Regions from separate parts of the Homo sapiens genome. Here all the other regions are linked to region 1. Evidence: read pairs that join two places in POLR2A ChIA-PET (ENCODE). Cell type or tissue: PC-9. All regions are shown on one strand. Region 1 overlaps PXN (paxillin). Region 2 overlaps GCN1 (GCN1 activator of EIF2AK4). Region 3 overlaps CABP1 (calcium binding protein 1).

Region 1 (8,000 bases):
ACCCAAAGCCCTGTCACTATAGGTTCAAGGTCTTTTGAGGGAATATCTCAGTATTCCTTTTTTCCAGCTTCCCTAGTGATGGTCATGCATTGAAGAGACTGGGTGTACCCTTGGCTGGAGAGGCTGATGGAAGGCCAGAGTTATTGGTGGGCCACTGAGCAGCCCTCCTCTCCTATTTAGTCATCCTGCTTGGAGTATCTGACTCTGAAGCTTCTCTTGCGTCTTTACCTCGCTCCAGAGATGTTGAATAAACTTCCAGCCTCATTGCAGCCTTTCCGGGGATCATCCTAGTCTCAGTGCCTTCATTAATAATAACAAAATCTGCCGGGCATGGTGGCTCACACCTGTAATCCCAGCACTTTGGGAGGCTGAAGTGGGTGCATCTTTTGAGGTCAGGAGTTCAAGACCAGCCTGGCCAATGTGGTGAAACCCAATCTCTACTAAAAATACAAAAATTAGCTGGGCGTGGTGGCGCGTGCCTGTAGTCTCAGCTACTCAGGAGGCTGAGGCAGGAGAATCGCTTGAACCCGGGAGGCAGAGATTGCAGTAAGCCGAGATCGCATCACTGCACTCTGGCCTAGGGGGTACTTTTCTTTTTTACAGTGTTTACAGAACTTTTTCTCATAATATTTATTGAGCTCTTATTATGTGCAGGCACTGTGCTGGGCACTTTACATGCATTGTTTGCTTGAATCAAGCTGGCCATATGAGGCAGGTTTTATTAGTAGTCGTATTACTACTACCTGTTTTATAAGTGAGGAAACTGAGACACAGAGAGGTGAGCCCACTTGCCCAAGTTCTACAACTAGTGAATGGCAGTGCTAGGATTTGAATCCAGGTGGTCTGGCTGCTGAGCGGGACTTGCAGCCAACTGTTTTGTACACTTTTTTTTGGAGACAGGGTCTGCAGCCTCTGCCTCCCAGGCCCAAGTGTTCCTCTTCCCTCAGCCTCCCGAGTAGCTAGGACTACAGGCATATGCCGTAACGCCCCGCTAATTTTTGAAATTTTTTGTGGAGACAGGGTTTCACCATGTTTCCCAGGCTGTTCTTGAACACCTGGCCTCAAGCAATGTGCCTGCATCAACCTCCCAAAATGCTGGGATTACAGGCATGAGCCATTGTGCCTGGTGCATTCTTTACACTTCTGTTCATAATACTGCATCTGATATGGGTTGCCCATTGGTTTGACTGTTTTCTGTTTCTAGGACACTAACATTTTTCTGCACCCACCCTATTCTCTGTTGTCTTCCACATCTGTCATTTCCCTGTTCTCTGCAGCTTCTTGTCTGTCTTTTGTTCTTTTTTTTTTTTTTCCTGAGTTTCACTCTTATTGCCCAGGCTGGAGGGCAATGGCATGATCTCGGCTCACCACAACCTCCACCTCCCAGGTTCAAGCGATTCTCCTGCCTCAGTCCCCCAAGTAGCTGGGGGCATGAGCCACCATGCCCAGCTAATTTTGTATTTTTAGTAGAGACGGAGTTTCTCCATGTTGGTCAGGCTGGTCTCGAACTCCCGACTTCAGGTGATCCACCCGCCTCGGCCTCCCAAAGTGTTGGCATTACAGGCGTGAGCCACTGCACCCGGCCTTTTTGTTCTTTCTTGGGGACACACACTCAGGATGGGATGCAGGGTCCTGGGGGGAGTGTCTCCTGTTCCAGGGGAGGCCCCAATCCTCCCTCCCTGGTCACCTCTCCAGTCACCTGTTACTCTTGAGACAGAGCAGTGAGCTTACAGCACCACTGCCAAGGAGAACCTGGGGCAGGTCCCCTGTGGTCCCTTGCCACCTCCTCTGCTCAGGAATCAGAAGCCTTCCTGTGCCCCCAGCCCCGCTGCACCCGAACATGCTCCTTGTCTTTCCCGTATCCAGAGGAGGGAGTTGTTGAAAACTTTATGGTGGAGAATGAAGGATGTCCTATGGGAGGGGGAGAGGAAGAGAGAATCAGGAAGCTGAGTTTTCTCAGAAATGTTCACAAAGCAAGTCATGGAAATGGCTTCAGGGTGCCCTCCTCACCTGGGATGGGCCCTGAGACTCCATCGACAGCCTCACGGGGTCCACTCTGCCTTTTGCAGTCTGGGTCTTGTTGGGAGTCTCATATCTGGCCTTGAGTGTACATTCATACCCTGATAAGTCTTCCAACTAACTAACCGATTGCCTAACCAGTGGTGCTCAGGGCTGGCCTCTCCAGGGAGGCCTTGGATGCTGGGCCAGTGGTAGACAGAACATGCGGTTGGCCAGGCCCAGTGGAACCCCAGTGGCCAAATCTTCCCTTAAAGACGGACTTTTAATGCTTATTTCTTGTGTGATTGTGGTATTGTGGTTTTATGGGAGAATATTGTTATTGTTAGGTGCATGCTAAAGTATTTAGGAGTGAAGTGTCATGATGTCTTGCAACTTATTTTTATTTTTTCATTTTTTATTTTTGAGGCAGAGTCTTGCCCTGTCACCCAGGCTGGAGTGCAGCAGCGCGATCTTGGCTCACTGCAACCTCCGCCTCCTGGGCTTAAGCAATTCTCCTGTCTCAGCCTCCTGAGTAGCTGGGACTATGGGTGCATGCCACCACACCCGGCTAATTTTTGTATTTTTAGTAGAGGTGGGGTTTCACCATATTGTTTAGGCTGGTCTTCAACTCCTGACCTCAGGTGATCCACCTGCCTCAGCCTCCCAAAGTGCTGGGATTACAGGTGTGAGCTACCCCACCTGGCCTCAACTTAGTTTTATTTGTTTTTTTTTGTTTGTTTGTTTTGAGGCAGAGTTTTGCTCTTGTTGCCCAGGCTGGAGTGCAGTGGCACCATCTCAGCTCACTACAACCTCTGCCTCCTGGGTTCAAGCGATTCTGCTGCCTCAGTCTCCCGAGTAGCTGGGATTACAGGCATGCACCACCACGCCTGGCTAATTTTTTTATTTTTAGTAGAAACCAGGTTTCTCCATGTTGGTCAGGCTGGTCAGGCTGGTCTCAAACTCCCGACCTCAGGTGATCCACCCACCTCGGCCTCCCAAAGTGCTGAGATTACAGGTGTGAGCCACTGCACCCAGCTCAACTTAGTTTTAAATGATATAATGAAAAAAAGGATATACACATAAAGGGCAGAGAGCACAAGGGCCATGCGTTTACACAAAGTGGTAAAACAATGACAGCCATTCAATCTAAGTGAGAGTACCCGGGCCTCTCAACTTCTCTGTGTGCTTAGACATTTTTATAATGAAAAGTTGGAGAAAAGTAAGGAAACCCTGCTTTTCCATGATGGGCTTGGAGTTGTTGGGCCTAGGTGCTGGCCTGCGCCTGCCTATGGTTGGCCTGAATGACTGCTGGTCTCCTGTGATTGAGCAGGTGGTGGGAAGACTGGGTGAGCAGAGACAGTAGCTGGGGGGGCCTCAGGTGACAGTGACTGCTGACTATCATCTGGGAAATGGGGAGCACAGTGCTGTGACCTGTGCAGAAAAAAGACAGGCCCAGAGACAGTGTGTGTCCATAGGTGTGGAGGCAGCCTCATGAGTTATTTGAGCATGATGACATTAATCAGACCAGGGTTGAAGCATGTGAGATGCCGAACTCTGGTTGGAGTTTGAGATGGGTTGTCTAGGCTGATGGGATGCAGAGCAAGACTTTTTTTTTTTTTTTTGAGACGGAGTCTTACTCTGTCACCCAGGCTGGAGTGCAATGGTGTGATCTTGGCTCACTGCAACCTCTGCCTCCCAGGTTCAAGTGATTCTTGTGCCTCAGCCTCCGCAGTAGCTAGGATTATGGGCGTGCGTCATCACGCCTGACTAATTTTTGTAATTTTAGTAGAGATGGGGTTTCACCATGTTGGCCAGCCTGGTCTCGAACTCCTGACCTCAGGTGATCCGCCCGCCTTGGCCTCCCAAAGTGCTGGGATTACAGGTGTGAGCCACGGTGCCCAGCCACAGCAAGGCTTTACATAATTCAGGGAACGGTCTCTGGGCAGCTTGAGGCCTGTGGGCGGGGAGGAGATGTCTTTTGCCTCACATCATGAACCCCTTATCTGTGGCCAGTGGAACACCATTAACCTGTGGGCAGTGATGGCTGAGTGTCCCCAGGCTTTTGCTTATAGCTCAAGTCTGACCATCCAGTTTTCCAGCCTTCAGGCTCCCCCTCCTGGAATCCCCACTCCCTTGGTCCCTCCTGTCTAGTTTGTGCTGACTCAAAGCTGGCCCTCTTGGACCTCCAGTCTGTTTTGGGGAAATAGCTGGATTCTGGCACCAGTGGCCCTCTTGGCTCTGAGGCAGAGGTGAGGGCCCTGGTGCCTACTAGAAACATTTCGGGCAGCCAGCAGGCTCTCATGAGGGGAGGGCTTCATGCCAAGGTCTTCTTTCAGCCTCATGTCATCTATGTCAGCGTGCAGAGATGCCGAGGCTGGCCACTTGGCGAGGACTATGAGGTCTTCTAGCGAGGGCTCAGAGCTTCACTCTGCCTATTTGAAAGCAGCATGATGTGTGTTTTATGGGGGAGGGGGTGATGCTGGGAGGAAGCTTTATGTAATTCTTGGCTGGAGCTCAGGTAATTGTTTTAATGAAATGGAATGCAGCTTATTCAGAATTCGCTTGGCAGAAACAGCCATGTTCTGTTCTGTTTTCTTGTTGGGGAGAGCAGGGCACACATTTCCAGCTGTTTTGAATCGTAGAACTCTGGGTGAGCTGGAGCAAGGGGGGTGGAACCCTCCAGGGAGCTCCAGGGAGCTTCAGGCCGATTCTCTTCTGGATCCCGGTCTGTGTGTATTGTTTTGAATGAGCCTTGGAGACTTTGGCCTCTTCTAAAACATAAAAACCCTACTGAGGCCAGGCGCGGTGGCTCATGCCTGTAATCCCAGCCTTGGGAGGCTGAGGCAGGTGGAACACCTGAGGCCTGAAGTTGGGAGTTCGAGACCAGCTTGACCAACATGGAGAAACCCCATCTCTACTAAAATACAAAATTAGCTGGGCGTGGTGGCGCATGCTTGTAATCCCAGCTACTCGGGAGGCTGAGGCAGGAGAATTCCTTGAACCTGGGAGGCGGAGGTTGCGGTGAGCCAAGATCAGGCCACTGCACTCCAGCCTGGGTGACAGAGCGAGATTCCGTCTCAAAAACAACAACAACAACAAAAAAAAACCCTATTGAAAGCAGGCTATGAAATGGGTGTAATGCCTGCCTTCCACATTGTTGGGAGACTGAGTGAGGTGCTTAGCACATAGTAGACAGATCCTCAAGGATGGCCTCTATTTGCTCACGCTTTACTCCACCCCCCACGTCCCCATCTTTCTACCCCCTTTTATACCTCATGGTCATCATCTTCTGTCAGTGTAGATGGCTGTGGCCCCATGTGGCCCCGATGTCCCCATCTGCAGGTCCACCTGGCTCTCCTTTTTCTTCTGGTTCCGTTTTTCTCCTCTCCTTCTCTTCTCTTCTTTCTCTTTTCTCACAGGGTCTTGTTCTCTTGCCCAGGATGAAGTACAGTGATCTGATCACAGCTCACTGTAACCTCCAACTCAAGCGATCCTCCTGCCCTCAGCCTCCTGAGCAGCTGGGACTACAGGCACGTGCCACCATGCCTGGCCAATTTTTTATTTTTTATACAGCCGGAGTCTCATTATGTTTCTCAGGCTGGTCTCGAACTCCTGGCCTCAAGCAATCCTTCTGCCTTGGCTTTCCAAAGTGCTGGTATTATAAGTGTGAGCCACCATGTGTCTTGCCTGTTTCCCTCTTTTTACTTTTCTGCTTTTACTAACTTCAGTTTTTTGTTTTGTTTTTTAGAGAGTCTTGCTCTGCCGCCCAGAATGGAGTACAGTGGCATGATCTTGGCTCACTGCAACCTCTGTCTCCCAGGGTCAAGCGATCCTCCTGCCTCCGCCCCACCCCCCCCAACCCCCCGCAGTCCGCAGTAGCTGAGATTACAGGCACACACCACCATACCTGGCTAATTTTGTATTTTTGGTAGAGATGGGGTTTCGTTTGCCATGTTGGCCAGGCTGGTCTCGAACTCCTGAGCTCAGGTAATCCGCCCACCTCGGCCTCCCAAAGTGTTGGAATTACAGATGTGAGCCATTGTGCCTGACCTGCACTTACTAACTTTTTTACTTTGCTCCTTTTTATTTTATTTATTTTTAAATTTATTATTATCTTTTTTGAGACAGAGTCTTTCTCTGTCACCCAGGCTGGAGTGCAGTGGCATGATCTTGGCTCACTGCAACCTCCGCCTCCCGGGTTCAAGTGATTCTTCTGCCTCAGCCTCCTGAGTAGCTGGGACTACAGGCGCCCGCCACCATGCCCAGCTAATTTTTGTGGTTTTAGTAGAGATGGGGTTTCACCATAGTGGCCAGGCTGGTCTTGAACTCTTGACCTTGTGATCTGCCTGCCTCGGTCTCCCAGTGCTGGGATTACAGGTGTGAGCCACCGCGCCCGGCCTGTTCCTTTTTAAATTTTAACACAGTCTGACCCATTCTTCCACGTTTGCTCTTTTGCTGAGACACCTGTCTCACCCTTTAGCTGCATATTTTTTTCTCCCTTCCTTAAGCTCCGCTTGCTTCTCCAGAGACCCTCCCACCTTCTTTTCCCAAGTCTCCTCTGATCCCTGAGTGGAGGTGCACCTGGGTGTTTTCCCAAAGGATTTCTCTGAACTCCTTGTTTTTCAACTATGCACCTCGGTCAGTTAATCAACTGCATGACCTCTTTTATAACCTGTGTGCTGGTGACTCCCAAATTTATATTTCCACCCCTGACGTGAATTCTATTGTCCAGATTCTTCCGGTCTGCGCACCAGCAGAGACTCAACTCATTTCCTTTCCACTCTCCCTTCTCATCTACTCCCTTCTCATTTCCTTTTCACTCTCCCAGGCCCCATCTACTGCCTGTTCTCTGTTAGCGCCCCCTCTCTTCTCTGGGCCTGTATTAGATAATGGGCATTTGTGTAGCACGTTAAGCTTGAGGAAATATTTTCATGTGCTTCTTTATTTTTTAAAAAACTAAACCTTAGGCCGGGCATTGTGGCTCACACCTGTAATCCCAGCACTTTGGGAGGCCAAGGCAGGTGGATCTTGAGGTCAAGAGATCAAGACCAGCCTGGCCAACATGGTGAAACCCCGTCTCTACTAAAATTACAAAAATTAGCTGGGCGTGGTGGCACGTGCCTGTAATTCCAGCTATTTGGGAGGCTGAGGCAGGAGAATCTCTTGAACCTGGGAGGCGGAGGTTGCAGTGAGCCGAGATCACACCATTGCACTCCAGTCTGGGTGACAGAGCGAGACTCCATTTCAAAAAAAACAAAACAAAAACAAAAGAACCACTAAACCTTATTGTGTATATTCGAGGTTTACAACATGTTGTCATAGGATACGTACAGATAGTAAGGTGGTTGCTAAAGTGAAGCAGATTAACCTGTCAGTCATCTCACAGCTACTTTCCTGTGTGCCAAGAGCAGCTAAATCTACTTATGTAACAAAAATCCGAAAATCCCGAGTACGATTTTCTTAACTTCAGCCCTCATATCATACATTAGATTTCTAAACTTGTGCATCTCGTGTATCTGCTACTTAGTATTCTTTGACCCACGTCTCCCCATTCTCCACTTCCACCCATAGTAACCACTGTTTCATTCTCGATCTCTGTATTTGACCTCTTTATAGATATATAAATATATATATTGGACTGGACGTGGTGGCTCACGCCTGTAATCCCAGCACTTTGGGAGGCTGAGGTGGGTGGATCATCTGAGGTTAGGAGTTCGAGACCAGCCTGGCCAACATGGCGAAACCCTCTCTACCAAAAATATAAAAATTAGCCAAGCGTGGTGGCACGGGCCTGTAGTCTCAGCCACTTGGGAGCCTGAGGCAGGAGAATCGCCTGAACCCAAGAGGTGGAGGCTGGAATGAGCCAAGATCACGCCACTGCACTCCAGCTTGGGTGACAGAGAAAGACTCGATCTCAAAAATAAGTAAAATAATAAATAAATAAATATATGTATATAGTACATATAAGTGAGATCATGCAATGTTTTTCTTGTTGTGTCTGG
Region 2 (8,000 bases), 76 kb after region 1:
GTGGTGCGCACCTTTAGTCTCAGCTACTCATGTGGCTGAGGCAGGAGAATCACTTGAACCTGGGAGGCGGAGGTTGCGGTGAGCCGAGATCGCACTACTGCACTCCAGCCGGGGCGATAGAGTGAGACTCCGTCTGAAAAATAAAAGGCGGGGGGGCCTTAATAACACTGCCCACCTTACATGGATTAAATGAGTGAATGTGTATGAATGATCTAGAGCAGGGTCTGGCATCTTGTAAGCACTAAGAGCTAGGGTGTTATTAGTCCTCTCTTCTTCTTCATGTGTTCTGAATAGGTATTATGCCTTCTTAACCCTGCACTCTACATGTATCTCCCTCTCTTTCCATTTTTCCAGAGCCTACTAATCTGATAGGCCAAGCTTATGTGTCCTTCAGACTTTCAGAAACACTCCAGTTATAGGTGTTCTTCCCTTTTCTGGTCCCTCATAGTACTTCAGTGTTGCACTGTTTTTTAAACCGTTTATTAGAATGTATGTGAAGAAAGGTACGCCTCCTAATGGAACAGCTCACTGAATCATCACATGTTAAACACCAGTATAACCAGCACCCAGATCAAGAAGTAGAACCATTCCAGCACTCCTGAACCTCCTCTTGATGGCATGTGAGGTTTCGAGGCCACTTTTATTTTCTTAGTTTCGTTCATTTAGCAAATGTCTACCCAAAGCTTTTCTGTACCAGGCATTTTCCTAGAGTCCTGTTTTGTTGTTGCTTTTTCCTCTTGGGGAGGAAGGTCTTAAATATATGGGGAGTGTCCAGTGGGCTGAGATCATGTCTGGGCAGAATACCTGACTCCAGCGGCTTACCAAGTGATTTTTATTGACCGCTGTCTGTGTAATCTCTGGTTTCAGATCTTCCAGAGGGAGCAGTGAAGGGGCTCTGCAAATTGTTCTGCTTGACTCTGCATCGATATAGGTGAGTCCCAGCCAAAGGCCCCATATGTGGAGCACTTTGTACAGAGAGGGGATTTAGAGTAGTGGTTAGAGCCCAGATTAGAGCCAGACTGCCTGGTGCCAAATCTGGGCTATGTCACATCCTAGCCATTAGATCCTGGGCAAGTTACTTAACCTCTCTGTGCCTCAGTTTCCTTGTCTGCAGAATGGGGATGGTGCCATTCTCTATCTCATGGGTGGTTGTTAGTAAGCGTGAGGTGCCTGGAACAGTTGCCTGCTGTGCCATAGTGGTCAATGTGTTTATGCTGCCATTTAGTCATGTGTGTTAAATCGTCTGGCCTACTTTGAGACCCTTATAACTGCTCCATAAATGTAGGTGCTGCCCTTACACACTCAATGGCTTATTTGCCCTTATGAGATACTTTTAGAACTCTAGGAGGAGGTGAGTTTATCTAGTTATTTCCTAATCCCTTCTCTGTTATCCACTGGAATATGGTGTGATCAGTTTCTCCTGAGAAAGACCAGTGTATGGCCTGAGCAGCCTTGCCCCTGCCTCTGCCTGAGGTCTGCATGTTCACCCTTTCCTTTGCCTCTCCCCCTAGAGATGCAGCCTCCCGCAGGGCCTTGCAGGCAGCCATCCAGCAGTTGGCTGAGGCCCAGCCAGAAGCCACTGCTAAGAACCTTCTACACTCTCTGCAGTCTTCTGGTATAGGCTCCAAAGCAGGTGTTCCCAGGTAAGAGGTAAAAGTTGTGGCCCCCTGAGAATTGGTACAGTCCTGCTCAGGAGAAGCTGATGCAGTTGACTGTGCACCAGAGGGAGGAGCCAGGATAGCAAGCTTAGTGGAGAAAACCACTTTCCCGAGGAGCAGGGTTGGGAAACAGTGGAAGCAAGGCCATTTTGAGGGGAACCAGTTGCCCACCAGGCCCCTAATGGTGGAAGCCATCTGTTTGTTTTTATAGTTGTCAGTGCCAAGAGATGGGAGTTTGGCCACTGAAGCCTGGACTTCTTGTCCTGAATTGCCACAGATGGTTTGTGGGGAACTTGTTTCAAGTTCTGTTCCATGAGGTGAAGGGAGGGTCCTGCATTACCAGGCGGGGCCTTAGGGACAGTGTTCGTCCTCAAGGTGGAGGCTGCTGCTCTGAACTCATCCCCAACTCTGCTCTGCAGTAAGAGCAGTGGCTCTGCCGCCTTGCTGGCCTTGACCTGGACCTGCCTCCTGGTGCGCATTGTCTTTCCATCGAGAGCCAAGCGACAAGGAGACATCTGGAACAAACTGGTAGGTTCCCTGTGTCTCTGAAGTAGCAAGGGTCAGCTTTCTGCCAGGAGTTAGAGCATGTTTCAGCACCTTCTTGGTGCCAAGTGCTTTTCTGGGTGCTGGGTGACCAGACACTCTGAGTTGTCCCGAGGTGTGTGGCTTTGGTGGATGGCCATGAGTGCAGCATAATCACATTGTTTGGTGTATTAGACATTTTGGAGCTTCTCTGTCAGGCATGGTGCTAGGCACTAGAAATGCAGTGATGCACAACAGAAATGAGGCCCCTGATTTCATGGCATGTGTGGAAGCCGTGACAGGCCAGAGTTGGGAAGACAGCCAAAAATCAAGTAGACTAGAAAATATCATAGTGTAAATCCTCTTGGTGTTTTTCTGGCTGATCATTCCATTCCCTGTGTTTGATTTCAGTGTTGAACTGGTGAATGGAATGGATTTTTTGTCTTGGTTTTGGTTCTTAAATTCCCTCTTTCCATTCTCTACCTGCTCCTTCCATATTCTCTTCTTTTTCTTTCCCCATGTCTGCTCACCAGGTTGGGAGGTGAGCAGAGCAGACATGTGCCTGGGTAGGCTTAGTGTAGGTCATGAGGAGTGGTTTTTTAGTGTAGGTCATGAGGAGTAGTTTTTTTTTTTTTTTTTTGAGACGGAGTCTTGCTCTGTTGCTCAGGCTGGAGTGCAGTGGTGTTGGCTCACTGCAACCTCTGCCTCCTGGGTTCAAGCGTTTCTCTTGCCTCAGCCTCCCGAGTGGCTGGGATTACAGGTGCCTGCCACCACACCTGGCTAATTCTTTTGTATTTTTAGTGGAGACAGGGTTTTTCCATGGTGGCCAGGCTGGCCTTGAGCTCCTGACCTCAGATGATCCGCCTGCCTTGGCCTCCCAAAGTGTTGGGATTATAGGTGTGAGCCACTTTGCCAGGCCTTGGATCTGATTCTTGTCCATGAGACTTGGCTGAGTCACTTAACTTCTGAGCCCATTTCCTCATTTGCAAAGTGGGAAAGAAAATACTACTCACCCTGTCCACCTCAAAGAGTTGTCGCAAAGCCAGGTTTCGTTGAGGGTTGAGATGACTGTGGAAACTGGAGAGTCCCAGGCAGGTAGGTGCCAGTGATGACCGGCCTTAGGAAACACAAGTACCGCTCCATGAAGCAGCCTGCTGGTTAGATAGAGGGCTGCATCCCTGGGAGCTTATCCAGCGCACCTCTGGGGACAAACATGGAATGGCTGTCAGTATAATTGATTGATGATGGATTAGAATGCTGAAACCTTGAGGGTCAAGGATTACGTATTGTGAGCTGGGACTCTCTTGGATTTGCTTCAGGGAATGGGTGTCATTGTTACCAAAAGCCTCCTTGTAAGAAGGGGCAAGCTCATTGGCTTATCTGCACTGAGTGGTTTTTTTTGTTTTTTTTTTTTTGTTTTCTTTGAGAGACAGAGTGTAATTCTGTCACTCAGGTTGGAATGCAGTGGCGCAATCTCGGCTCACTGCAACCTCTGCCTCCCAGGCTCAAGCAATTCTCAACCCTCAGCTTCCTGAGTATAACTGGGACTATATGTGCATGCCACCACACCTGGCTAATTTTTGTATTTTTAGTAGAGATGGGGTTTCACCATGTTGGCCAGGCTAGTCTCAAACTCCTGACCTCAGGTGATCCGTCTGTCTCAGCCTCCCAAAGTGCAGGGATTACAGGTATGAGCCATTGTGCCCAGCCTACTTTTTTTTTTTTTTTTTTTTTTGAGACGGAGTTTTACTCTTGTTGCATAGGCTGGAGTGCAATGGCGCGATCTCGGCTCACCGCAACCTCTGCCTCCTGGATTCAAGCGATTCTCCTGCCTCAGCCTCCCAAGTGGCTGGGATTACAGGCATGTGCCACCATGCCCGACTAGTTTTGTATTTTTACTAGAGACGGGGTTTCTCTATGTTGGTCAGGCTGGTCTCGAACTCCTGACCTCAGGTGATCCGCCCGCCTCGGCCTCCCAAAGTGCTGGGATTACAGGCATGAGCCACTGCACCTGGTCGTGCCCAGCCTACTTTTAAAAAAATGTATTAAAAAATTTTTTTATACACACACCATGATTCTGCAGACTTCTTTTTTTTTTTTTTTTTTTTTGAGACAAAGATCTTGCTCTGTCACCCAGGCTGGAGCACAGTGGCATGATCTCAGCTCACTGCAGCCTTGACCTCCTGGGCTCAAGCGATCCTTCTGTCACAGCCTCCTGAGTAGCTGGGACTACAGGCATGCTGGTGTATGCCTGGCTGATTTTTGTATTTTTTTAGAGATGGGGTTTTCTTTTGTTGCCCGGGTTGGTCTCGAACTCCTGGGCTCAAGGGAACCACCTGCTGCGGTCTTCCAAAGTGCTGGGTTTATAGGTGTGAGTCACCACGCCCAGCCAGTAATCCTTTCTATACTATGCTATATATAGGGAGTCCTCTGTTGCTTACGGTTTTTTATTGTTACTAACAGTTCTGCAAAGAATAACCTTGTACATATGCCATTTTGTATACATGCAAATGGAATTTATCAGCATTGCTTTCCACAAGCATATCTGCTTGCTTGCTTTTTCTTTTTCTTTTTTTTTTTTTTGAGACGGAGTCTCGCTCTGTCGCCTAGGCTGGAGTGCAGTGAGGCGCAATCTCGGCTCAGTGCAAGCTCCGCCTCACGGGTTCACGCCATTCTCCTGCCTCAGCCTCCCGAGTAGCTGGGACTACAGGCGCCTGCCACCATGCCCAGCTAATTTTTTTTGTATTTTTAGTAGAGACAGGGTTTCACCGTGTTAGCCAGGATGGTCTCGATCTCCTGACCTCGTGATCCGCCCGCCTCAGCCTCCCAAAGTGCTGGGATTACAGGCGTGAGCCACCGCGCCCGGCCACAAGCATATCTGTTTTCTGAGGGTGGCAGTTCACACGACTCACTAGTGACCTTGGGCATTTATGGCACATAAAGTCTCTGAGATTTTTGTTTGTTTTTTTTTGAGACAGAGTCTTTCTCTGTCACCAGGCTGGAGTGCAGTGGCGCTATCTCGTCTCACTGCAAACTCCACCTCCTGGGTTCAAGCGATTTTCCTCCTGAGTAGCTGGGACTACAGGCGCCTGCCACCACACCCGGCTAATTTTTGTATTTTTAGTAGCGACAGGGTTTCACCATGTTGGCCAGGATGGTCTCGATCTCTTGACCTTGTGATCCGCCTGCCTCAGCCTCCCAAAGTGTTGGGATTACAGGCGTGAACCATTGCACCTGGCCTTTATTTTTTGAGATGGAGTTTCGCTCTCGTTGCCCAGGCTGGAGTACAAAGGCGTGATCTCGGCTCACCGCAACCTCTGCCTCCTGGGTTCAAGCGATTCTCCTGCGTTCAAGCAATTCTCCTGCCTCAGCCTCCCGAGTAGCTTGGTTACAGGCATGCGCCACCACACCCAGCTAATTTTGTATTTTTAGTAGAGATGAGGTTTCTCCATGTTGGTCAGACTGGTCTTGAACTCCCGACCTCAGGTGATCTGCCTGCCTCGGCCTCCCAAAGTGCTGGGATTACAGGTGTGAGCCACTAGGCCTGGCAGCCTCTGAGATTTTTTTAGTCAAGGACCTATTATGTATGTCAATCTGGGTTGGACGGTGTGAGCTCCATGCAGTTCGAATCCCCATATCAAGATGCACTTCTGTATTCACAGTGCTCAGCATAGAGCCTGCCATGCAGTGGTCAGTAAGTATTTGTGGAATTAATGAAGGACAGGTCAAGGCAGATAAGAAGTAAATGAAACAGGACCCTTAATTCTTTACCTGCATGGCACTTAAACCTCACTGAAATTGTATGTTCATTTGTGTATTTATTTGTTTAATATCTCTTTTTTCCTCTGAATTCTAAGGTACATGAAAGCAGGGACCGGCTGGGCGCAGTGGCTCACGCCTGTAATCCCAGCACTTTGGGAGGCCGAGGCGGGCGGATCATGAGGTCAGGAGATCGAGACCATCCTGGCTAACATGGTGAAACCCCGTCTCTACTAAAAATACAAAAAATTAGGTGGGCATGGTGGTGGACACCTGTAGTCCTAGCTACTCGGGAGGCTGAGGCAGGAGAATGGTGTGAACCCGTGAGGCGGAGCTTGCAGTGAGCTGAGATCGCACCACTGCACTCCAGCCTGGGCGACAGAGCGAGACTCTGTCTCAAAAAAAAAAAAAAAAAAAATTAGCTGGGCATGGTGGCACGCACCTGTAGTCCCAGCTACTTGGGAGGCTGAGGCGGGAGAATCACTTGAACCCGGGAGGTGGAGGTTGCAGTGAGCCGAGATTGTGCCACTGCACTCCAGCCTGGCGACAGAGCGAGACTCCGTCTTAAAAAAAAAAAGCAGGGACCATGTCTGTCTTCCTCCCCTTGTGCCTTCATTGTCTGATTCATAATAGGTGATCACCAAATATTTATTAAACGAACACTAGTGGGAACAGTGTCGTTAAAGGACAGAACTAAATGTGTGGGGTGGAGGGAAGAGGAGCTGGCTGGAGTTGAGTGGGAGAGGCTGAGTGGAGATGAAGCCAGGATTTGGAGGGTCTGATGGAGGTCTTTACAGGCTATGAGAGCCATGGGACCCTCAGTCTCATGTCCCACCTTGACCTGAGTCTTCCCTGGTCCTGGCAGGTGGAAGTGCAGTGCCTGCTCTTGCTGGAGGTGCTGGGTGGCTCCCACAAGCACGCCGTGGATGGTGCTGTGAAGAAACTCACGAAGCTGTGGAAAGAGGTGACAGGACTGCAGGGGCTGGTGGGCATTGCTTCTTCCATGCCACTCCCCCACTGCCATCTTAAACACCTGCCTGGCACTTTCCTCTTCAGAACCCCGGGCTGGTGGAACAGTACTTGTCAGCCATTCTCAGCCTAGAGCCCAACCAGAACTATGCTGGCATGCTGGGGCTGCTGGTGCAGTTCTGCACGAGTCACAAGGAGATGGACGTGGTCAGTCAGCACAAGGCAAGTGCCAAGGCAGAGTGACTGTGGGTTTGCTATGTTGGGGATGTTGGGAGCTCGCTGGAGGGAAGGAATGGGAACCTGCTTTGCCCTGGTGACCCTAGCTGTTGACCTTATCTGAAACTTGTTGGTTTTCTCATGTGAGACTCTGGCCTTTTGCCATGATACATGAACTTCTAGGAGCTGGAAAGTTTCCCTTCTGTTTCTGGCTTGGGTGATAGTTTGCTTGTTCATGCAGTCACTTATTCATCCCAATTTAGTGGCTGCCATGTTCTAGGCACTGTGCTCGGTGTTGGGGGTACACCAGCGAGTAAGGGAGCTATGACCCCTGCCCCCATGGAACTGAGTCTGAGAAACTGACATTAAACAGATAGTCTAGCTAATTATAACTAGTATGTGCTACAAAGGGAAAGTGTGAGAAGTCGTGAGACTCCACAACGGAAGGACCTGATTTAGGCTGTGGGTCAGAGAACACATCACTCTAAAGAAGGAACTTTGAGAGTGAAGAGGAATTAGCAAGGTCAAGAGGTGAGGCAGAGCATTTTGGGCAGAGGAAGCAGCCTGTGGGCAGGAACAGAGAGGAGGCGAGCGGGGTTGGAGTGGCAGGAATGGGTTAGAGTGAGACGCAGCCAGCTGAGTGGTGGGCAGGACCTTATAAGCCATACGAAGGACTTTGGACTTTATCCCGGGGGCCATGGAAAGCTGTGGAAGGGTTTTAAGTGGGGTTGCGTGATCAGTGGGACCTCTATGCTTAACACTGAAATTTGGGGCATTGATTTGTATTTTTTGGAGGCACTCTCACAAGAGGGACCCCTTAGGCCAGTGATGAGATACTTGAGAATGTCAGGATCTAACCAGAGCTTTGTGTTCTCT
Region 3 (8,000 bases), 400 kb before region 1:
ACTGCACATAAGTGTACAGTAAATTATAACTATTATGATTACTATTGATTCTTTAAAAAGAAAGTCTTTGAGGCTGGGCGCGGTGGCTCACGACTGTAATCCCAGCACTTTGGGAGGCTAAGGCGGGTGGATCACTTGAGGCCAGGAGTTCGAGACCAGCCTGGCCAACATGGTGAAACCCTGTCTCTACTAAAAATACAAAAAATTAGCCAGGCATGGTGGTGCACCCCTATAGTCCCAGCTACTCGGGAGGCTGAGCCACAAGAATCACTTGAACCCGGGAGGCGGAGGTTGCAGTGAGCCGAGATTACGCCACTGCACTCCAGCCTGGGCGACAGAGCAAGACCCTGTCTTAAAATAAATAAATAAATAAATAAATAAATAACCTTTCACTGAGCACTAGCTGTGTTATGCAAGAAATGCAGTGATTAAGAAAATAGGGTTCTTCTTTCAAAGTTCAGAGTCAACTGGGAAGACAACTCTAACCAGCAGTTAGGGGACAGTGTGAAGAACAGGTGAGCCTGACGTGCTGTGAAAACCCAGAAAAGAGGAAGTTCAGTTTGAGGAACCAGGGAAGGGTGCTAGAAGAAGGAGTCCCACTGTCGAGTCATGAAGAATGTCCCTTGGGCTAACAGAACTTAGCCCAAGTAAAAAACAGGATAGGCCAGATGCAGTGGCTCACACCTATAATCCCAGCACTTTGGGAGGCCAAGGCGGGTGGATCACCTGAGTTCAGGAGTTCCAGACCAGCCTGGCCAACATAGTGAAACCCCATCTCTACTGAAAATACAAAAACTAGCTGGACGTGGTGGTAGGCGCCTGTAATCCCAGCTATTCGGGAGGCTGAGGCAGGAGAATCGCTTGAATCCAGGAGGCAGAGGTTGCAGTGAGCTGAGATCGTGCCATTGCACTCCAGCCTGGAGTACAAGAGCGAGACTTTGTCTCAAAAAAAAAAAAAAAAAGAACAGGATAAAAGCCCTCCTGGTGGCCAGGCACAGTGGCTCACGCCTGTAATCCCAGCACTTTGGGAGGCCGAGGCGGGTGGATCACTTGAGGTCAGGAGTTCAAGACTAGCCTGGTCAACATGGTGAAACCCCGTCTCAACTGAAAATACAAAAATTAGCCGGGCATGGTGGTGGGCGCCTGTAATCCCAGCTACTTGGGAAGCTGAGGCAGGAGAATCACTTGAATCTGGGAGGCGCAGTTTGCAGTGAGCCAAGATCCTGCCACCACACTCCAGCCTGGGCAACAGAGTGAGACTCTGTCTCAAACAAACAAACAAACAAACAACAACAAAAAAGCCCTCCTGGCAAAAAGATCAGTGTATTCAAGAGGGACCCTAGCAGCTTCACTGATCACAAGTATTTTGGTGGAGTGTGAATGAAGGACTGTTGAGTTGTGGCTGGGGAGGTGAGCTGTGGTCAGATCTTAGGGAGCCTGAGTGTCCAGTTGAGGAATGTAATGTTCAGAAAACACCTACCGTGGATGGATGCATGCGTGGGTAGACAGATAAATGGATAGAGAAGGATGGGTGCAGATGGACACAGGGATGGGTGAATGGATGAGTAGATGGATATAGATGAGGAAATGACTGAACAGATAGATGGATAGATCAATGCAAGTATGGGTAGAAGTATATGCAGACGAAGAGACATGAATGTGTGAATGGAAGTATAGAAGTGTGAACACATAGAGAGATCTATATGAGTAGATGAATACATAGATAGATTCATGGGTGAATGTAGAGAAGAATGAATAGATGCACGAATGGACAGATAAATGCATGGATAAATTGCTATAGGAATGATTGCTTAGAGATGGAGGAATGGATAAATAGGCATCTGGACAGATAAGGAGATAAACAGATGAAAAATGGAGAGATAGATATGGAAAGATGGACAGATAGATGAATAGGTAGATGAATGGATGGACAGATGGATGGATAGGTGGATGGATGGATGGATGGATGGATAGATATGTAGACGAATGGATGGACGGATGGATGGATGGATAAATGGATGGATGGATGATGGACAGATAGATAGATAGGTAGATGAATGGATGAATGGATAAATGGACAGATGGATGGATAGGTAGAGGATGGATGGATGGATAGATGGGTAGATAAATGGATGGATGGATGGATGGTGGACAGATGGATAGATAGGTAGATGAATGGATGGATAAATGGACAGATGAATGGAAAGGTAGAGGATGGATAGATGGATGGACAGATGCATGAATAGATGCATGGGGAAGGGATGGGAGATGGATTAGACGGGGGCATGGACGGAGGGATAAGAGGATGAAAGGGCTGGGGGTTGGAAAATTAGGGCGGATTGATGGTTGCATGATGGATACACAATTGGAGGGCTCCATGGATGGCCACTGCTGGCTTGCTTCTCTCCCACTTTCAAGCCCCACCTACCTTCAAAGTCCACTCGTCCATCCCCATTGAGGTCCACATCTCGGATAATTTCCTCTATGTCTCGGTGTCCCACCTGATGACCCAGGAGCTTCCTCATAGCCTCTCGCAGCTCACTGGTGCTTATTTCCCCATCACCATTGGTGTCAAACTAGAGAAGGCAGGAAGGAAGGAGAGGTCGCCCCAGCATGGCGATTGGCAGCAGCAGATCCCAAAGTTGAGCTCCTTCTCCAGTGTCATTGCCCCCCTTTACCAGAGACCTTTCTCTGTCCAAGCTCCCTCCCCTGATCTGGGACTTGAGGCTCAGGCTTCTTTTGAAGTATTTATACTGCAGATAGGATTCCAATAGCCGCCCCATGCCTGCCTGCCTCTGTCCGTTACCTCTCGGAAAGCATCTCGCAGTTCCTTTACACCAATCATATCTGCTGTCTCTGCCAGGAGTTTAGGCCCCATTAGCTCCACGAAGTCATCAAAATCTACATGGCCACCCACTGGAAAAGGAGGAAAGGGCTAGGTCATCCCCGACATACCCATTCCCTGTCTCCAACTAGACAACTGACAGAATGGACAACCCCTCCTTGACCTGCTCATCAGATAGAGACAAACTTAATAATAACAAGAGCCCTCTGTTCAGTTCTTCCTGTGAGCCAGTTATTGGGCTGTTTTACAGATATTCCCTAATCTACTTTCTGGGCTCCACTCCTCCAATTCGGCCCTCATTTTACAGGTGAGGAAACTGAGGCTCAGAGAGGGTAAGTGGTTGGCCCCAGATCACAGAGCTGGTAAGAGGTGGATGCAGAATTTGAAGCCAGTCCTGTCTGACTGCAGAGGACGGCAAGGGTGAGGACCGAAGGGACGCAGATGCCTGGTAGAGGGACTCACGGTTCATGTTGATCTGCTGGGACAGTTCGATGAGCTCCATCTCGGTGGGCATGTAGCCCATGGTGCGCATGCAGTTGCCCAGATCCCGGCAGTTGATGTAGCCATCCTTGTCCTTGTCGAATTCTCTGAAGGCCTCTCGGAGCTCTGGGGAAGTGAGCAAAGGTGGATGTGGTCAGGGGTAGGACCCGCAGAGCCTCTGTGGGCAAAGGCAGCCCAAAGGCCCACCGGCATGGAAAGAGAGGCCCAGGAGCTTCCCAGGATGCTGGGGCATTTCTCTTGCCTCCTGTGCACACCTTCAGCAGCTGGTTTCACAGAAGATACCCCGCGTTGCACCAGGCCCCATTTCCAGGGGCCTCTCTTCCCATCAACCTCCCTTCCCACACCTTCCTAGAGGGCTAGGCAGTCCTTTCCCCCAAGGGGCCAAGTTTTACCTTCAATTTCCTCTGGTCGCAGTGATCTATCCTGAAACAAAAGAACATGTCCTATTAGCCGCGACAAGGGACCTGGAAGTCACAAAATACCTAACCTGGGGGCCATCCACGTGGCAGCAGGCACTGGGTAGGAGGTGACGAGGATGCAGCACAGGTGTGCCTGGATCAGGTCCTTGAGGGGAGAAGAAAGCCCCACATCTCCCTTAGACATAGAAGCTCCTGGGCCCCTAACAGGAGATGCCCAAGAAGCCACCAGCCCCACCAGCCTGGGCACAGAACCTCTGTGCCTCCAGCCCCTTGTTCCAGATACAAGAATGGGTCAGCAGGAGTTTGAGGCTGTAGTGAGCTATGATGGTGCCATTGCACTCTGTCACCCTGGACAACAGAGTGAGACCCTGTCTCAAAAAAAAAAAACAAAAAAAGAATGAGTCAGAGAACAGAGCTTGCCTGGTGGCAAAAACCTGCAAATAAAACAGAGTCCAGGGAGGTCACAACAGGGAAAAGAGAGCACCACCCAATGAAACAGGAAGAGCAGGGCGACAGAGGCTGCAAGACAACAGAAGAGGCGCAGGAGGGGAGGGAAGGCAGGGCCATCCTGAAGCGAGGGTAGGAGGACAGGGAGGAGTCAGGAGGAGACGTGGCAACAGAATGGGGCTGTGACTGCTTCGCGGGCACTGCCCCACCTTCTCCAATTTGACCCCCATCCCTGTACGTTCCCCTGTCATGGGATCACAGGACACCACATAGGACCCCGGGGGCCACCAGTGCTTCTGGCTGGAGCCAGGGTCCAAAAAGCACATGTCTCCAGCCTCAAGCAGTGCCCAGGTCTCCTGGGCAATCAAGGCAACCCTGAATCTAGGCGTCAGAACAGATGGCAGAGACATCTCCAAGGAGCAGGCCTGGAGGAAGCTCAGGTTGGTGAGCTGCCAGTTGCCCTGGGCCTGCCCAGGAGGGAGATAGACTGGCATGAAATGGATACAGGTGCCCAGCTGGACCTGGTTAGTAGACTCCAAAAGTGGCCTTCAGCGTCCAGCCTCCCGCATGTTGCAGCTCTTTGCCTTTGGGCAGGGAGGACACCAGGCAGGTGTGCCCGTCCTGAAGAGGCTCACACAGGTATGGCCATACCTCCCACGAACACAGACACGCAGGCATGCCACAGTGAGCGTGTGGCACCTCCACTGTGCATGCAGGCCGTTCCAGCCAACGGGGCCAGGATGAGTAGAGACAGCCACTCCAAACTGGCCCCAGGACAAAAGACGACAACACCAGAAAATCTGCAGATCATCTAGAAAGGGAAGGGCTGCTGAGTCACATCTCATGGGACAACCAGGTGCATAGGACCAAGAGCTCAGAGGTAGCTCTGTGTGGCAGGACAGCGTTGAGAGTGTGTGTGAGCTTGGAGGGAGCAGGCTGCAAGCTCCCAGCTCCGCCAGGCTGGGGGTAGGAGTCACCCATAGGGAGGCGTGTCTCTGAGATGACTGCATGGACGTTCACCTAAAAAGCTCGCTATGGGCCAGGCACGGTGGTCCACGCCTGTAATCCTAGCACTTTACGAGGCCAAGGCGAGGGGATCACTTGAAGCCAGGAGTTCGAGACCAGCCTGGGCGATATAGTGAGACCTCGTCTCTACCAAAAAACCTTGTTTTAGTTAGCCAAGCATGGTGGTTCACGCCTGTAGTCCCAGCTACTCGGGAGGCTGAGGCAGGAGAATCACTTGAGCCTGGGAGGCAGAGATTGCAGTGATCCAAGATTGCACCACTGCACTTCCACCTGGACAAGAGAGTGAGACTCTGTCTCAAAAAAAAAAAAAAAAAAAAAAAGCTGGTGATGGTGCCTGGCTTAAGGGTAGGTCACAGCCATTCCAACACAAACCCATATGTTCGTAGATGTTTTTGGGTGACCAAAAAGGATGTTTTGTGCAATGGGTCATACCAGCAGTCTGTGAAAGCGAGTGAGTAAGCACACGTGTGTACACATACATGCAGAGCACACGCCCTAGGACCAGCTACTGAGACCCAATAAATCCTTTCCCACGCATCAGGCCTTAAGCAGCCTCCCACTTCTCCAAGGCCCAGTTCTGCAGGACTCGGGAGGAACAGGCATTGCTGACCCCATGGCAGCCCCTTCCGTTCCTCCTGTACACCCAAAGCCCCGGGGGCAGCAAAGCCAGGTGCCCCTTCACGGAGTGTGCCCGCCACCAGAGCTGGTCTGCTGAGCACTGATGGCTGGTCCTTGGATCACACACCCCATGCACAGCAGTAGCTATGTGTGTTCTCTGCCCTGGAGTAGAGCCAGGGATGCCCACTAATGTGCCAGGAAGATCACGTGCAGCAACTCAGGGTCAGGTGGAATGGGGTGCAGGAACACGCCTTTCTCCCCAGTACATGTGGCTGGGGAGACGCACTTGGACTCTAGAGGCAGACAGACCTGAGTATGAAGCTCAGATCTACTTCCTCAGGCAGGTCACTCTGCTGTTTGAGCCACAGTCTCCTCATCTGTAAAATGGGTTAATACCAGTACCCACCTCACAGGGCCTTAGTGTGCATTCAGTGAGACAAGATATTAAAGTGTTTAGCATGTGGCATTCAATAAATGCAACCTACAAATGTTTACCTCTATAACATCCTCATTAGTCCTCTCCTCTCTTTGAACTATTTAGCTACTTGTAGAAAGCTGGCCAATTCACTAGCCGCTAGCCACATGTGGCTATGTAAATTTGAGTAAGAATAACATAAAATCCATAATTCAGTTCCTTAGTTGCACTAGCCACATTTCAAGTGGTCAATAGCCACATGTGGCTAGTGGCTACTGTATCGGACAGCACGGAATTTAGAATATTTCCATCACTGTAGAAAGTTCTACCGGACAGTGCCACGTATACAGAGTTGTCATTAGGAGCACAAGAGGCTCTTGAGTCAGGCTATCCAAGTGTGAATCCTACCTCTACCACCAACAAGCTGTTACCTCGAGCATGTGACCTCTGCACTCCAGTTTTCTTTCTTTCTTTCTTTTTTGAGTTGGAGTCTTACTCTGTCACCCAGGCTGGAGTGCCATGGCGCGACCTTGGCTCACTGCAACCTCTGCCTCCTGGGTTCAAGCGATTCTCCTGCCTCAGCCTCTTGAGTAGCTGGGATTACAGGCACCCGCCACCATGCCTAGCTAATTTTTGTATTTTAGTAGAGATGGGGTTTCACCATGTTGGCCAGGGTGGTCTCAAACTCCTGACCTCAAGTGATCCACCTACCTCGGCCTCCCAAAGTGCTGGGATTACAGGCGTGAGCCGCTGCGCCCAGCCCAAGTCAGTTTTCTCATCTGTAAAATGGGGATGATAAAAGCACCTACCTCTTAGAGCTGCTCTGAGGCTTAAATGAGGCAATCCGCCAACACACTAGGCACAGTGCTCACCTAGTAAGTGCTCAAAACAATGTATCTGATATTATTATTATTATTATCATCATCATTATTTTGCTCGTGGATATGGACTCACCAGCACTTTGTAGCCATGAGTGGAAAACTTTGGGGATCAGATTCATAAGTTGGGGGTGTGAGCTCTGTATAGACCCCTTCTTCATCCCAGCACCTCCTCACGCCCTGTGAAGCCAAGTTCAGCGGGCTCCACTGGGCCAACTTACGTACAGGCTGCCTGTTCTCAGCGAAGCCCTTGCGCAGGAAAATGCAGGCAGGGCCCAGCAGGTTGTGCATGACTGCGCAGTTCTGGGCCAGCATCAGGAGCGGTCCCGGGAGCTCGGCGTCAGCCGCCAGCCCCTCCTCGCTCGTCTGCACCACCATGTAGCTGGTCTGTTCCTCCTGGCACATCTTCAGCCAGCACCAAGCAAATGCAAAAGAGAGGCAGGGTGTCACCTCCCTGCCCAGCCTGGCTCCTGGTCCCGGGAGGGGCTTTCCGCAAGAGGGGACCCTGAGAGTCAAGGAGCGGGGTTCAGAGAGCCCTGAGCGTGCACAGGCATCAAATTGGTCCAACAGACAGAGTCTCCAATCCTTGACGGAAATGGTGGTTCCGGGGAGAGCTGAATGTGATGCCCTCTGTGTGGCACATGCGCACACACACACACACACACACGCACGCACGCACTGGCACATACATATGCACAGAATCACACACCCAAGTGCATGAAGAGACAGGGGCAGCGGGGGGCTTCTATTCTCACCAATGGGAAGTGTTCACTCAGAGCCTAATGAGACAACATCCTTTCCCAAAATGCTCCCAACCTCCCAATTCAGTCAATCTCCAGGGCTAAGTCATT

The links. Peaks named below come from ENCODE experiments on the same cell type or tissue, not always from the same donor. Only the 100,000 strongest peaks of a DNase experiment are listed, where the experiment ranks them.
Region 2: POLR2A ChIA-PET joins it to region 1 with 15 read pairs; 13 of 35 experiments call an interaction of 5 or more read pairs at or near these places.
Region 3: POLR2A ChIA-PET joins it to region 1 with 26 read pairs; 2 of 35 experiments call an interaction of 5 or more read pairs at or near these places.

Annotation. Positions count from the first base shown.
Region 1 is chr12:120,253,813-120,261,812 of GRCh38, reverse strand. All of the region lies in intron 1 of PXN (paxillin), which reads left to right. Among named protein-coding and RNA genes, the nearest start is that of PXN, 7.9 kb to the left of the region's middle. RefSeq lists an enhancer at 1,061-1,627. In PC-9, no CTCF peak of the experiment used is centred here; no DNase peak of the experiment used is centred here; H3K27ac peaks cover 427 bases.
Region 2 is chr12:120,177,755-120,185,754 of GRCh38, reverse strand. GCN1 (GCN1 activator of EIF2AK4) reads left to right here. Exons shown (of 58, transcript NM_006836.2): 3 at 868-931; 4 at 1,512-1,643; 5 at 2,078-2,186; 6 at 6,805-6,903; 7 at 6,996-7,130. Among named protein-coding and RNA genes, the nearest start is that of GCN1, 13 kb to the left of the region's middle. RefSeq lists an enhancer at 349-1,548. In PC-9, no CTCF peak of the experiment used is centred here; DNase peaks (open chromatin) are centred at 3,244 and 3,514; H3K27ac peaks cover 3,200 bases.
Region 3 is chr12:120,655,647-120,663,646 of GRCh38, reverse strand. CABP1 (calcium binding protein 1) reads right to left here. Exons shown (of 6, transcript NM_001033677.2): 2 at 3,739-3,769; 3 at 3,308-3,451; 4 at 2,807-2,916; 5 at 2,429-2,576. Among named protein-coding and RNA genes, the nearest start is that of CABP1, 19 kb to the right of the region's middle. RefSeq lists enhancers at 4,294-4,793, 4,794-5,295. In PC-9, no CTCF peak of the experiment used is centred here; no DNase peak of the experiment used is centred here; H3K27me3 peaks cover 1,650 bases.